Linked DNA regions of Homo sapiens: regions 1 and 2 are each linked to region 3. The links are chromatin contacts, found by Hi-C or POLR2A ChIA-PET in ENCODE. All regions are on one chromosome and are shown on one strand. The core of a region is the stretch at or near the end of the contact, and the rest is flanking DNA. Distances in the headings are between cores, read along the strand shown. Region 1 overlaps CD44 (CD44 molecule (IN blood group)). Region 2 overlaps CD44 (CD44 molecule (IN blood group)). Region 3 overlaps PAMR1 (peptidase domain containing associated with muscle regeneration 1).

Evidence for each region. Hi-C counts contacts between places; a loop is a spot of excess contacts on that map. ChIA-PET counts read pairs that join two places held with the same protein, here RNA polymerase II (POLR2A). Pooled maps may share reads with other maps.
Region 1: a loop to region 3 is called in a map of naive thymus-derived CD4-positive, alpha-beta T cell, with 5 times the contacts of the local background. The contact joins two enhancer-like sites. A Hi-C loop is called at or near these places in 2 of 168 maps with a recorded cell type or tissue (IMR-90 and naive thymus-derived CD4-positive, alpha-beta T cell), 1 of 37 single-sample maps with no recorded cell type and 5 of 50 pooled maps.
Region 2: a map of chondrocyte shows a loop between it and region 3 (2.1-fold over the local background). The contact joins two enhancer-like sites. A Hi-C loop is called at or near these places in 1 of 168 maps with a recorded cell type or tissue (chondrocyte) and 3 of 50 pooled maps. POLR2A ChIA-PET finds 5 or more read pairs at or near these places in 1 of 52 experiments (AG04449).

The regions. Positions count from the first base shown.
Region 1 is chr11:35,225,483-35,229,352 of GRCh38, forward strand. CD44 (CD44 molecule (IN blood group)) reads left to right here. Exons shown (of 18, transcript NM_000610.4): 18 at 3,647-3,870. The coding sequence ends at 3,851. Among named protein-coding and RNA genes, the nearest start is that of CD44-AS1, 12 kb to the left of the region's middle. Within about 2 kb of position 2,621, at least 3 of the 41 ENCODE cell types and tissues checked have a DNase peak (open chromatin) inside an H3K27ac peak, as active enhancers do.
Region 2 is chr11:35,180,759-35,184,475 of GRCh38, forward strand. The region is part of intron 3 of CD44 (CD44 molecule (IN blood group)); the gene reads left to right. Among named protein-coding and RNA genes, the nearest start is that of SNORD164, 20 kb to the left of the region's middle. Within about 2 kb of position 1,758, at least 3 of the 41 ENCODE cell types and tissues checked have a DNase peak (open chromatin) inside an H3K27ac peak, as active enhancers do.
Region 3 is chr11:35,483,047-35,487,031 of GRCh38, forward strand. All of the region lies in intron 3 of PAMR1 (peptidase domain containing associated with muscle regeneration 1), which reads right to left. Among named protein-coding and RNA genes, the nearest start is that of PAMR1, 41 kb to the right of the region's middle. RefSeq lists a silencer at 2,893-2,942. Within about 2 kb of position 1,550, at least 2 of the 41 ENCODE cell types and tissues checked have a DNase peak (open chromatin) inside an H3K27ac peak, as active enhancers do.

The DNA of each region.
Region 1 (3,870 bases), core at 1,371-3,870, 260 kb before region 3:
GACACAGATCCATGAGGATCTCTGATCTTCAGAGTCAGAAGATCCAAGCTGTGGCTGGGCGCGGGGGCTCACACCTGTAATCCCAGCACTTTGGGAGGCTGAGGCAGGCAGATCATTTGAGGTCAGGAGTTTGAGACCAGCGTGGCCAACATGGAGAAACCCTACCTCTACTAAAAACACAAAAATTAGCCAGGTGTGGTGGCGGGTGCCTGTAATCCCAGCTACTTGGGTGGCTGAGGCAGGAGAATTTCTTGAACCCAGGAGGCAGAGGTTGCAGTGAGCCGAGATAGTGCCATTGCACCCCAGCCTGGTTGATGAAGTGAGACTTTGTAAAAAACAAAACAAAACAAACAAACAAACAAACAAACAAAAACAGAAAATCCAAGCTGTGATTCTTGCAGTGCAGTGCCATAACAAGCTGTGAAACTTTGGACAATACTTCTTGGACTTGGTGTCCAGTTTACATAATGAAGAAGCTGGGCTAGATGATCTCTGAAGCCCCTTAAGGTCTAGTGCTCCTTCTTAAATTCTTATAACTAGGAATAACTTAAAAATTAGAATTTGTCTCTTAAAAGCACTTATTAGACGCCTAGAGCACTGAATATTGGAATGAGTTATTTATGAGAATCATCCTACCCTCCTGAAACTACTCAGACAGATAGAAACACATAAATCCAAAGGGAAATGCAGGCCAACCAAAAACCAAGCACAATATTCCTGTGTCCTATAGGTCAAATGTTATCCACTGTCAAGATCAGCTTCGTTTAGATTAACAACATTAATCCCCACCCACTCCCATGCACAGACATATTTTTTATGCTCATAAATCACTTTCCCACAATATTTCATTCCATCCCTCAACCACCCATTGGTTAGGGAAATGGGAATTACTTTAACTAGACAACTTTCCTCCAAAGAACACAGGGGCCAGGGAATTGGAAGTAACACAAGCAGTATTCTACCTTGAGCCTTTTAAATCCTCTTCATAGTAAATAATAACGAGGTAGGTGGAGGCAGCCAGGAGAAACAAGCAAAATTCATTTCATATGGCTTTTGTTATATTAACAATTATAGATAGCACTTGAAAGCTTACTGTGCTCCAGATACTGTTCTAAGTGTTAACCCAAACCTTAGTTTCCTTACCCCGCATAAGAGCAAGAATAACAATTATTTCCTTACCCCTCATAAGAGCAAGAATAATAACAATAGACTCATTTATTTAGTGACAGTCTCTGTTTCAAGGGCTTTTCACAATCCTATGATATTGCTACTCTTAGTAACCTGGTATTATTGATGCAAAACTGAGGCTCAGAGAGGTTAAGTGAGTTGCCCCAGGTCACATAGCAGTAAGTTCTCAAAACCAGGCCTTCCGAGCCCCTTTTCTTCTTTCTTTTTTCCTTTTTTTTTTTTTTTTTTTTTTGAGACGGAGTCTTACTGTGTCACCCAGGCTGGAGTGCGGTGATGCAATCTCAGCTTACTGCAACCTCCACCTCCCAGGTTCAAGCAATTCTCCTGCTTCAGTCTCCTGAGTAGTTGGGATTCAGCCACGCACCACCATGCCCCCATGACCGGCTAATTTTTGTATTTTTGGTAGAGATGGGGTTTCACCATGTTGGCCAGCTGGTCTCGAACTCCTGACCTCAAGTGATCCTTCTGCCTCAGCCTCCCAAGTGTTGGGATTACAGGCATGAGCCATTGTGCCTGGTCTCTTTTTCTTTTTTGAAACAGGGTCTCACTCTGTCACCCAGGCTGGAATGCAGTGGCACAAACACAGCTCACTGCAGCCTCGACTTCCTGGGCTCAAGTAATTCTCCCACCTCAGCCCCCAAAGTAACTAAGACTACAGGCACATGCCACCACAGCCGGCTTATCTTTGTATTTTGAATACAGACTGGGTTTTACCATGTTGCCCAGGCTGGTCACAATCTCCTGGGCTCAAGTGATCCACCCGCCTTGGCCTCCCAAAGTGCTGGGATTACAGGAGTGAACCACTGCACCTGGCCTCCAAGGCCCTTTTCTTGACCATGCATCCTGCTGGACTCCATCTGTATTCCTGGTCCCCATGAATCTGTTTCACAGTTCAAGCATCCTTCCCCCAACCCCTCATCAAGCCTTATGCTAGAGGAGACAGGATCTACCTCCTGTTGAGGAGGTATAATTTTTATTTCCCCAAACAAGAGCTTAAAGTTTATGGCCTTGGCAGTCCTACAGGGAATGGTCCATGATCATGAATAATAGAGGCTTTGTCACTATTACTCCAAATATCCAGAGGCAAAGTGAACAATTCTGACTTCATACTGTTTCCAAATCTCCAGAGGGCTGGCAGCATTGACAGAGCCAGGCAGAGCCCAGGCTTTGGTCATAAAGGCCTGGATTTGAATATTGGCTCTGTCATTCTTACTTTCTGTGTGACCTCGAGCAAGTTATTAAACCTCTTTTGGCCTCAGTTTCCATTGCTGTATTATGGGAACAATAGCTGCTTTGAAAGAGTGTTGTAAGAATTACAGAAAATTACATGTAAAATGTCTGGTATTCAGGAGGTAATCTGCTTCCCTGAATCCCCATCTTGCTTGTAGTTGTGAAGCTATGCAACTTTCCTTCCTCTAAGCATAGTCTGACTCGTATATGTGTAGTAGTGATATGTTACAGGAAAGAGGAAGCATTGCATTAGGCTGGGTGGGGTGAAGCAATGGACAGTAACCAGGGAAAAGATCAAGGTCGTACTCTTCCATAGCAACTTTCTTTTGCGTTTGGGTCTTAAGTAATGTTTGAGAAACCTTAAATTAACGAGAATAATTTGTCTTATGTTATTAAACTTCCTATATCAGGGTTGTATGAGTTAGCCAATGTTAGGAAAACATCACTATGGCCTTATACCTCTAGAAAAATGTTGTTTTATTCTTCTCGATACATTCAGTAATAATGCTGACAAGGCCGACAAAGTGTTGACTGGGAGAGGAAGTTATGGGACTTTCTGGAATATACAAATCAGAATGATTTACAATCATCATGTTGATGGTTTATCTAAATCTGCAGAAACTGCTAAAATGCTTAAAAGAGGCAAACATTTCCATTGTGAAGTAAGATAGAAAGAGAATCAGAACTTGAGAGTCAGACAGACCAGGGTTTGAATCCTCTTTCTTACTTGCTGAGTTACTTGGGGGAAGTTACTGAATTTTCTGATCCCCAAGGTTTCTTCACTTGGAATATAGAGAATATAATAATAACACCGGCTTCCTGGAGTCTTAGTTGCTGGTTTGCAAACTTGACTGTGCAGAGAAGCCCCTGAGGGGTTGCAAATTTGACTGTGCAGAGAAGCCACAGATCCTGGGCTCCAACTCTAGAGTTTTCTGATTCAGCAGGTTTGGGGTGGGGCTGAGAATTTGTATTTCTAACAGGTTCCAAGATGATGCTTTTGCTGCTGGTCCAGGGACCTCACTTTGAGGAGTGCTGGTTGTTATGAGTCTGGTTGTTAAGTGCTGGTTGTTAGTTGTTAAAGTAGAGAAAACCCCTAGCACAGTGCTTGGCACACACTAAAGCCATCATAAACCATAGTGATCATCAATGATGGTGCTCAGTAAGGATGATGATCTGATGCCTGAGTCACTGCAATCTTTCTGATATGGTACATTTTTTAAATTATTAGGTGTGGGCAGAAGAAAAAGCTAGTGATCAACAGTGGCAATGGAGCTGTGGAGGACAGAAAGCCAAGTGGACTCAACGGAGAGGCCAGCAAGTCTCAGGAAATGGTGCATTTGGTGAACAAGGAGTCGTCAGAAACTCCAGACCAGTTTATGACAGCTGATGAGACAAGGAACCTGCAGAATGTGGACATGAAGATTGGGGTGTAACACCTACACCATTATCTTG
Region 2 (3,717 bases), core at 508-3,007, 300 kb before region 3:
TTAAGAAAGTTTACGGGTTTGTGTTGGACCACATTCAAAGTCATCCTGGACCACACAAGGCCTGTGAGCCGCAGGTTGGACAAGCTTGCCCTATATGAAGTCTGAAAGTGATAAAAGTGCTATAAAAAAGAAAGCAAAATACGAGGCTAATGAGTGCTAGGGATGCTTTTATTTTCTGAGAAGGTGGTCAGGGAAAGTGCCTCCTGGACTGTTCTGAGAATATCAGTGCTCAGAAGGGAGAATGCCAAGGAATAAAGTCAGAGAGCTAAGCAAGGGCCAGCTAACGGGGTGATTCATTCTCAGTGTGATGGGAAGTCATTACAGGTTTTGAATAAGGGAGTGACATGAATCTAATGATAGCTTTGGGGTGTAAGTCAAATGTCTTAGCTGAGAGGTATTTATTATATGAGAGGGCTGGAAAAAAGCCTTGGAGAGTATATGGTATGCCTTTGACCTTCTTAAATATCCCTTACCCAACAGTTGAAAGAACCAGAGAAGAAGAAACCTAAGTTAAGATGTAGATGCTAGGACACAGGCCAGCCTTTCTCTATGTCTTTGTGACTTTCTCCCAACCATTAACCTAGAAAATCAGGCTTATGAGCCTTATTCAAGTCCTAGCAAAATTAAAGAATTCTATGCATCATGAATTTTCAGAATTTTTTGAGAAGGATCAAAATATAAATGTCAAATATCTCGATGCCAACTATCAAAAGTCTTACCTCTTAAACTGGGCCTTCTGTTCCCATGGAAGGTTTGAAGTTGGGTGAAGGGAAAGATGAAGCCTTGAGGTAAACTTGGTACATCTTGCTGGAGTGTCAGTTTTCCCTAAAGATGTGAAGGGGATGTTAAATTAGCTGGAAAGGGACTTAAGACATTATCAGCCTGAGACAAACACAGATATATACATATACATATATATATATTTATATATATATTTATTTATATATATTTATAAATATTTATTTATATTTATATATTTATATTCATTTATATAAATTTATATTTATATATTTATATTTATTTATATAAATTTATATATAAATTATATTTATATATTTAAATATATATTATAAATATATAAAAATTATATTTATATATAAATTTATATATATATATTATATATAATTCTATATATAATATAATATATAATATATATTATATATTATATTATATATAAATTATATATAATATATATAAATTTTATATATATAAATATTATATATTATATATAAATTTATATTTATATATATGTATATATGTATATATAAATATATACACATTTATATATATAAAATCAAGATATCACAGATATATATACCATATACATCAAATATAAATATACATATACCATATATATGGTAGTAAAATATAAAAAGCTGCATGGATTTTTAAACTATAAAAAGGACATCAACTTAATTATGAGATCTTTCTTCTACTCACTACTAAAAAAAACCCAAAAATTAAAATTAATTGTGAGATTACATCAGTGGCTTTAGTCTACACCACCTACCCTTTGTTGTGTGAACAGTAGGGATCAGAGTGGAAATTCAGAGAAGAAATCTAGAGTTTAGGACAAAGTATCAGGGCTGGCTAGTTGAAATGGAGTGCGTGAAGCCAGTAGATTTTGACAAAAATTTACAGGTCACTGAATCTATCGAGAGACATACGAAACAGGAACAGAAAACTGTAGAATGTTTACTCCTCCCTGTTATATGAGTGAAGAACACAAATGGAGTTTGACTAAAGGGAAGGGAGTCCAATTAACACTAAGTAGTACACGACTCATACATACTCAGTTCCCATACCCATGTCTAGCATGTCGTTCTAATGATATTATAATGAGAAAACCACATATAAAAAAGTAAGAAATAGACATAGAGCAACATGTGGTCTAGCTAGCTCCATCTCAGTGCAACAGGTCAGAGGGAGACATTGGGAAAAGCTTGTGCTTTAGATGAAGAGGTTGACTCATTGGGAAAGGGCTGGCATGAGGCTATACACTCCTGAGTCTCTGGGCACTGCTTATTGCATCTCCCATTGAGTCTTGCTGAGTGAATGTATGCAATAAATTATGTAGTTGCATACCCACATTGTCTTACCTGTTTTGCAAGTTGGTTTCACTTGCTAAAAGGAACCTCAACTCAGATAGAAGCTCACACTGTTTTATTGCCTGGCATCGAAGCCATCTAGGCAGGCTGCGACTGAGACTTGTTTCTATCCTTAATTTTGTTCATGAGGTTGGGCCCATACCTGGAGTTGGGAGCAAGAGCATTGATTAATTTTCTTCTCTTTGGAGGGTTAGTTCAGTTGAAAAGCTTGAGAAGTACAGGGGGTATGTTCCTTACTAAAATGGATGAATTAAATAATAAAGCTAGAAGTAATATTTTTCCTTTTGTCTATTTTCCAAATTGACTCGATATTGATGGCTACTTTTGTAAGTTTTTATTTAAGTTTAAAGGGAATATTTATTGATCACCTCTATGTGCTCAGTACTGCACTAGGCAGAGATGGAGTAAGAAAGAACTGGAGGCTACATTTCTTGTCTTAAAGGAGTTAACAATCTTGTTGAAGCAATGAGACAAAAAAAAAAAAAGAAAGAAACTGGAGAAGAGGATAAATGTGTTTAAGGATAAATAAATTCTGAATGTCTTGGATTAGAGTCAGATGATAGGGGTATTAAGTGAGCTAAAGATTTTGATAAACTGCCCTATGCAAAGATTTCATTGCAAGGATCCCTGAATCTAATTTAGCCTGAAAGCTGCTAGCAGGTGGTCATGTCCCAGTGCTGTGATCCCCCCCATAAAACGGCTACAGGGATAAAAGTCAGCTTGATCTTAGTAGATAGCTTCCATAAGCTTAAGTTTTAGCAGTATTTTTAGAAAACATGGCCTGTGGCTAACAAATGAAAATAAGGCAGAACTTGAAAAGGCCTTTGTGATTTTTTTTCCCTCATTTTCAGTGGTTGAGGCCCAACGTGAGCCTGGTGACTTCTGTGTGAACACAGAACTGACTTGAATTGATTCATTTATTAAGCTTGCTTTCAGTCAAGTGCCTCATTTTCTTTTGAGGGTAGAATTAAAGGGAAGATTCTACATGTACTTGTTTATCCATTTCCTCCTTTATTCAACAACTATTTGAGAATATTTATGAGATACCTAAAATGTATCAAGCATTGAAGAGGGTGCCTTTCTATCTGGCAACCAGAGATTAGTGGTTAGACTGAATAATTAATGTTTCTCTTGGTTATTTTGGTGTGTTGAAGCCAAGGTTTATGAGAAAGCCCACCTCAGAGAATTTCTAACAAGTCCTCAGATTCAGGAACACCTCACCAGGTCTAGCTTTCCAAGCAGTACAGAGCTCATTAAATGGAAAGAAAGGCTATCTAATAAGGCCCTGGAATCCGACATGAGAGCATGAGTCTGTTAATTGCACATTTGGGTCAATCCACTAAGCATATTTGCCAGATTTGATGTTCTTTATAAAAGTTAAGGTGAATTGGAGCATGAAGGGGGTCCATGTGAACAAATGCTCTAATAATTTACAAAACTGTCTTAGGGTTTGTGACATCATGCTCCATTCTATTACAACTTGCTGCCTGGAAATTCCCAGTGTACTGTTACTTGCAGTTATATTTGAAGTTAGGGGAGATTGTTTCATCCCTGGCATCAAGAAGCCATAATCCAAAGCCTGGTTCCAGGTATGCACAACATACAAATA
Region 3 (3,985 bases), core at 300-2,799:
TTCCTTGCTTGTTCACAACAAGAGATCTATTGTTTCCTTTGATTGCAAACGCCCTCTCCTCTATTAGGCTGGTGGGAGAACTGATCAGGGATGAATCAGTTTGACCCAATCAAGGGTTAAGCTGATTTGGGGCAGGACTGAAGCTATAATCTCACCAGAAGAGCCTTGAAATTCAAACCCCATAAACCTAAGGAAATCTCTCTTTGATTTTCATCTCCTCCTTCCCCCAGCTTCCTGCACTCCTGTGACTACAAGACTGGGAAGCTGTGAGCCCATGAGACTGTGAGACTTTGAGACCACAAGCTTATAAAGCTGCAAGGTGACAACATCCCAAGATCTCCTGCTTCGTAGCCTCATTCCAGCCTCTGCTTGCACAGGCAAATTCCATTTAATAAAATACTTGGTGGAGAGGATTGTCTTTGCCTTGGAGTCTCTTCTAGATTTAAGTTCAACTGGTCAGCCCATAGATTCAAAAGTTTTCCTGTCTTCTCCTCCTCCTTCTCTGGTAGGCCCCTTCCTGCACTTGCCCTGCCCCCAACCGCAGCAGCTGCCTTCAAGTATGAAGCATCCCGAATCTCTTGCTCATCCTGGAAGAATTCACCCCTCTGGAGTTTAAATTCTTTTAGATTTCATATTATGGTTTTAATGAAAACTGTTATTTTCTTTGGTTTAATCTAGTGATTTCTTACTGTTTGAGCAGGAGGGAAGGTCTTTCACATCCTTCTATACCTTCACCAGAAGCTGAGCTATGATTGATGAGTTCTTTAACAACATAAAATCCTCTGCAAAGATTTAAACATGAATTCTCTGTGGTCAAAGAGCTTCAGCACATAAAATATAAAATACTATTTGCCATACAATACTTTGTCTGGTGAAGACTACCTCCTTGTGCCCAGTGTGTATTCTCTAACCTTAAAGGCTTCTCTTTTATTATCTTTCTTCTCTGGCCCTATATTGATTTCTTCCCCTGCCACCCAAAACAACAACTAACAAATAGAGCTCATTTCATGGCTCTGGATTATAAGAATAGCATCCACCATTTATTGAGCACTTACTATATACCAGACTCTATCCACCATTTATTGAGCACTTACTATATACCAGACTCCATATTAAGGGATTTATAGACAGTTCTTCACTTAATCTTCACAAAAACTCTCAAGGCCACTATGAGGATCCCAATTTTGTAAATGAGGAAACTGAGATTCACAAAGATTGGGTAACCTTGCCCAAAGCCAGGAAAGAAACAGAGATTCAAATCCAAGCCCAGGCTGCTAACTGCCACCTAATACCATCCCCAGTTTGAATCGACCTGAGCATTGTTCTTTTTCTGGGAGCATCAGGACACAAAAGTCTGGAGCGAGATGAGGCAGCTTTCAGTAACTCCACCCTAGGCGATTCCGCAGCTCCCCTGGAGGGCAGCCCCGAAAGTCAGTAACACACAGCTTTGTAAGCCTTCTCCCCACTCCCCTTAAGTTTGCTCTTAATCATTCCTACTTATGGCTCAGGAATCGGCCTGCACAAATCCTCTTCCTCTCCGATAACTCACCCTACAAACATTTTTGGGCATGGCTTATGGCCAGTTCCTCTGTTTCTCTGCCTCTGTCCAAAATATGACTAAGAAGATAAATGTATTAAGGACCTATAATCTCTCCCCATAAATCCTCTCATCTGGGTTGCTTTCCTAACCTCCTTAGATGCCCAGTATCCTTCAGGGACTGAAAGGCTGGGATCACTGCCATGCCAGCTAGAAGTGTGGCATTCTGGGTCGCTCTTGGGCCCTCCTGCTGCTCATCTTTTTTGATGGCCAAGGAACTCAGCCTAGGGCCAAGCTAAACCAACACCAGTCCAGTGGTCAGCAGTGGAAGTCAGCAGAGTGGTTCCACTTCAGAACGCAACTTTTGAGTTTAAGAAACCCTAAGAGGAAGCCTTGGTTTCGACTTTGGATATCAGCACCTCTAATAGCCAGCACCCAAATCGCAGTTCCTAAATACAATTTCCCACTATAAGAAACCAGGATGCAGGGAGAAATAGCTTGTTTCAAGACCTGGGCATAGAAAATCAAGGTGAACTTAAAACATTTGAGGGTCAGGGGTAGAATGCAAGTAAGTGCTCAAGGAGAAATGAGGTGCAGCCTGCTTAACGGGCCAAATCTGAAACAATCTAAGCATCAAAAGAAAAATTATGATAACACTATGAAACAGAAAAAAATTAAAATTCATGAGTCTTAAAGTGCAGAAAAAGAGAGAGAGAGCCAGATGTTGGAGAATGATAAAAAGTGGCAAATCCTGGAAAGGAGCATATGGATGTATACTATTCTTTCAACTCTCTGTAGAATTGAAGGTTTTACATTAAAGAGTGGAGAAAGGTAGAAAGAACAGCTCTTTTTTTAATGGCGATAAAGTGCCAGTAGCTCTTAGTCTGGATATTCTGAGATTACTAAACCAATCTTTCCTGGGCAGAAAGATGTGAATAAGTTCTCTCCTGGGCTCAATAGCCTCAGGCCGTTTGCCCATCCTCCTGGATAATACAACCTGCCAATGGTTATGCATGAATCAATTCCATAATGAATTTTAAGGTTGTCATTAGTTAGGTTAGTAATATAAACATTGTCAAGGACAGTGAGCAAATAAAGGTGCTACTGCATCTGTTCAGTGCCAGATGCTCTCTAACCCACATATAAAACAGCTCTGATCCTTCTGGCACTTGCCCGCCACTCCTCCCTCCTTCTAAGGCTCTGTATGGTACTCAGGAAAAAAAAATGCCCAGGCTCTTCAGAGACACTCAGAAGGAAGCGCCTTCAGGATAACGTTGTCTGAAAGGATCGCTTGGGCGCCATCTAGTGGGAAAATGCTTGCACTGCCATGGGGCTCCGGCGCTGTGTCCCAGCCATATGTAGGCGACCCTTAACGTAGGCAGGCAGCATAGTGCTCAGCACCAGGCAGGCATTCAACAAAGAGTGAAATGAATTACTTCTTCCTATGAATTCCCTACACATTTATTTAGTGCCAGTATGAGGTGAGGGTGATAAGAACCTAATAACATCATATTGATGTCTTCTTATGGTCAAGCACTGTTTTCACAGATGGATTGTAAACTCATTGCGGAATCATTGTGTTCCCTGGTGACCAGCCCAGTGCTCCATAAGAAATGCTCCATCAGTGCTCATGGCAGTGGTAACATACACTGTGTGGAATGAGGCTCTCAGAACAAGCATAACGTAATTGAACAAGCAAAACTGAACCAACACAGATCGGATAGAATCTGACCATTAGTTTGTTTTTTCAATTTCATAGCATTGACCACATTCTATTTTTTTAACTTTAAAAAAAATCTCCTCTCTAAAGCGCAAGCTCTAAGATGTCAGAGACCATGCCCGTCTGGCTTATCATTGTACATCCAGCACCTAGAAGCATCCATTCAAGAAATATCTTTTGACTGGATGGGTAGATTAATGCACGAAGGTGTGAGCTCTCTGTTCTGCCTGCCTAGGTGATAGACTGGTTGCTCTGAGCCAGTTCTGCTGTCCTTGAGAAAGCCTGGACCCTCAAATGGACACAATCACCAGCCCAATCAATGAGGCTCCATAAACAGCGTCTTACACCAAGGTGCAACCCAAGATTTGACCAGTAGGTGCTATTTAAAAAGACACATGCTCAGGATTTCTGAATATTAATATTTTCTGTTTCATAACATTTGGGTGACTGCTATCCTTGTTTTGTTACCATTTGCTGTATTGACTTCTTGCATGCAAATATTCTTTCCTTCCTGTCCCCTGCACCCTGAACAAACCCCCTTACTCACATGGAGCGACTGAAGTATTGTTTAGAAATATTTATCCACCCCTCTTCCTTTGGGATGGCATATACTTCCCTACTTCACTCATTGGGAACTTAGCCATGTGACTTCTTTTGGCCAGTGGAATATGGGTGAGTGTGATGTGCGCAGAGGCCTTATGTGCACCTGTGTGTTTGGCTTGACCTCT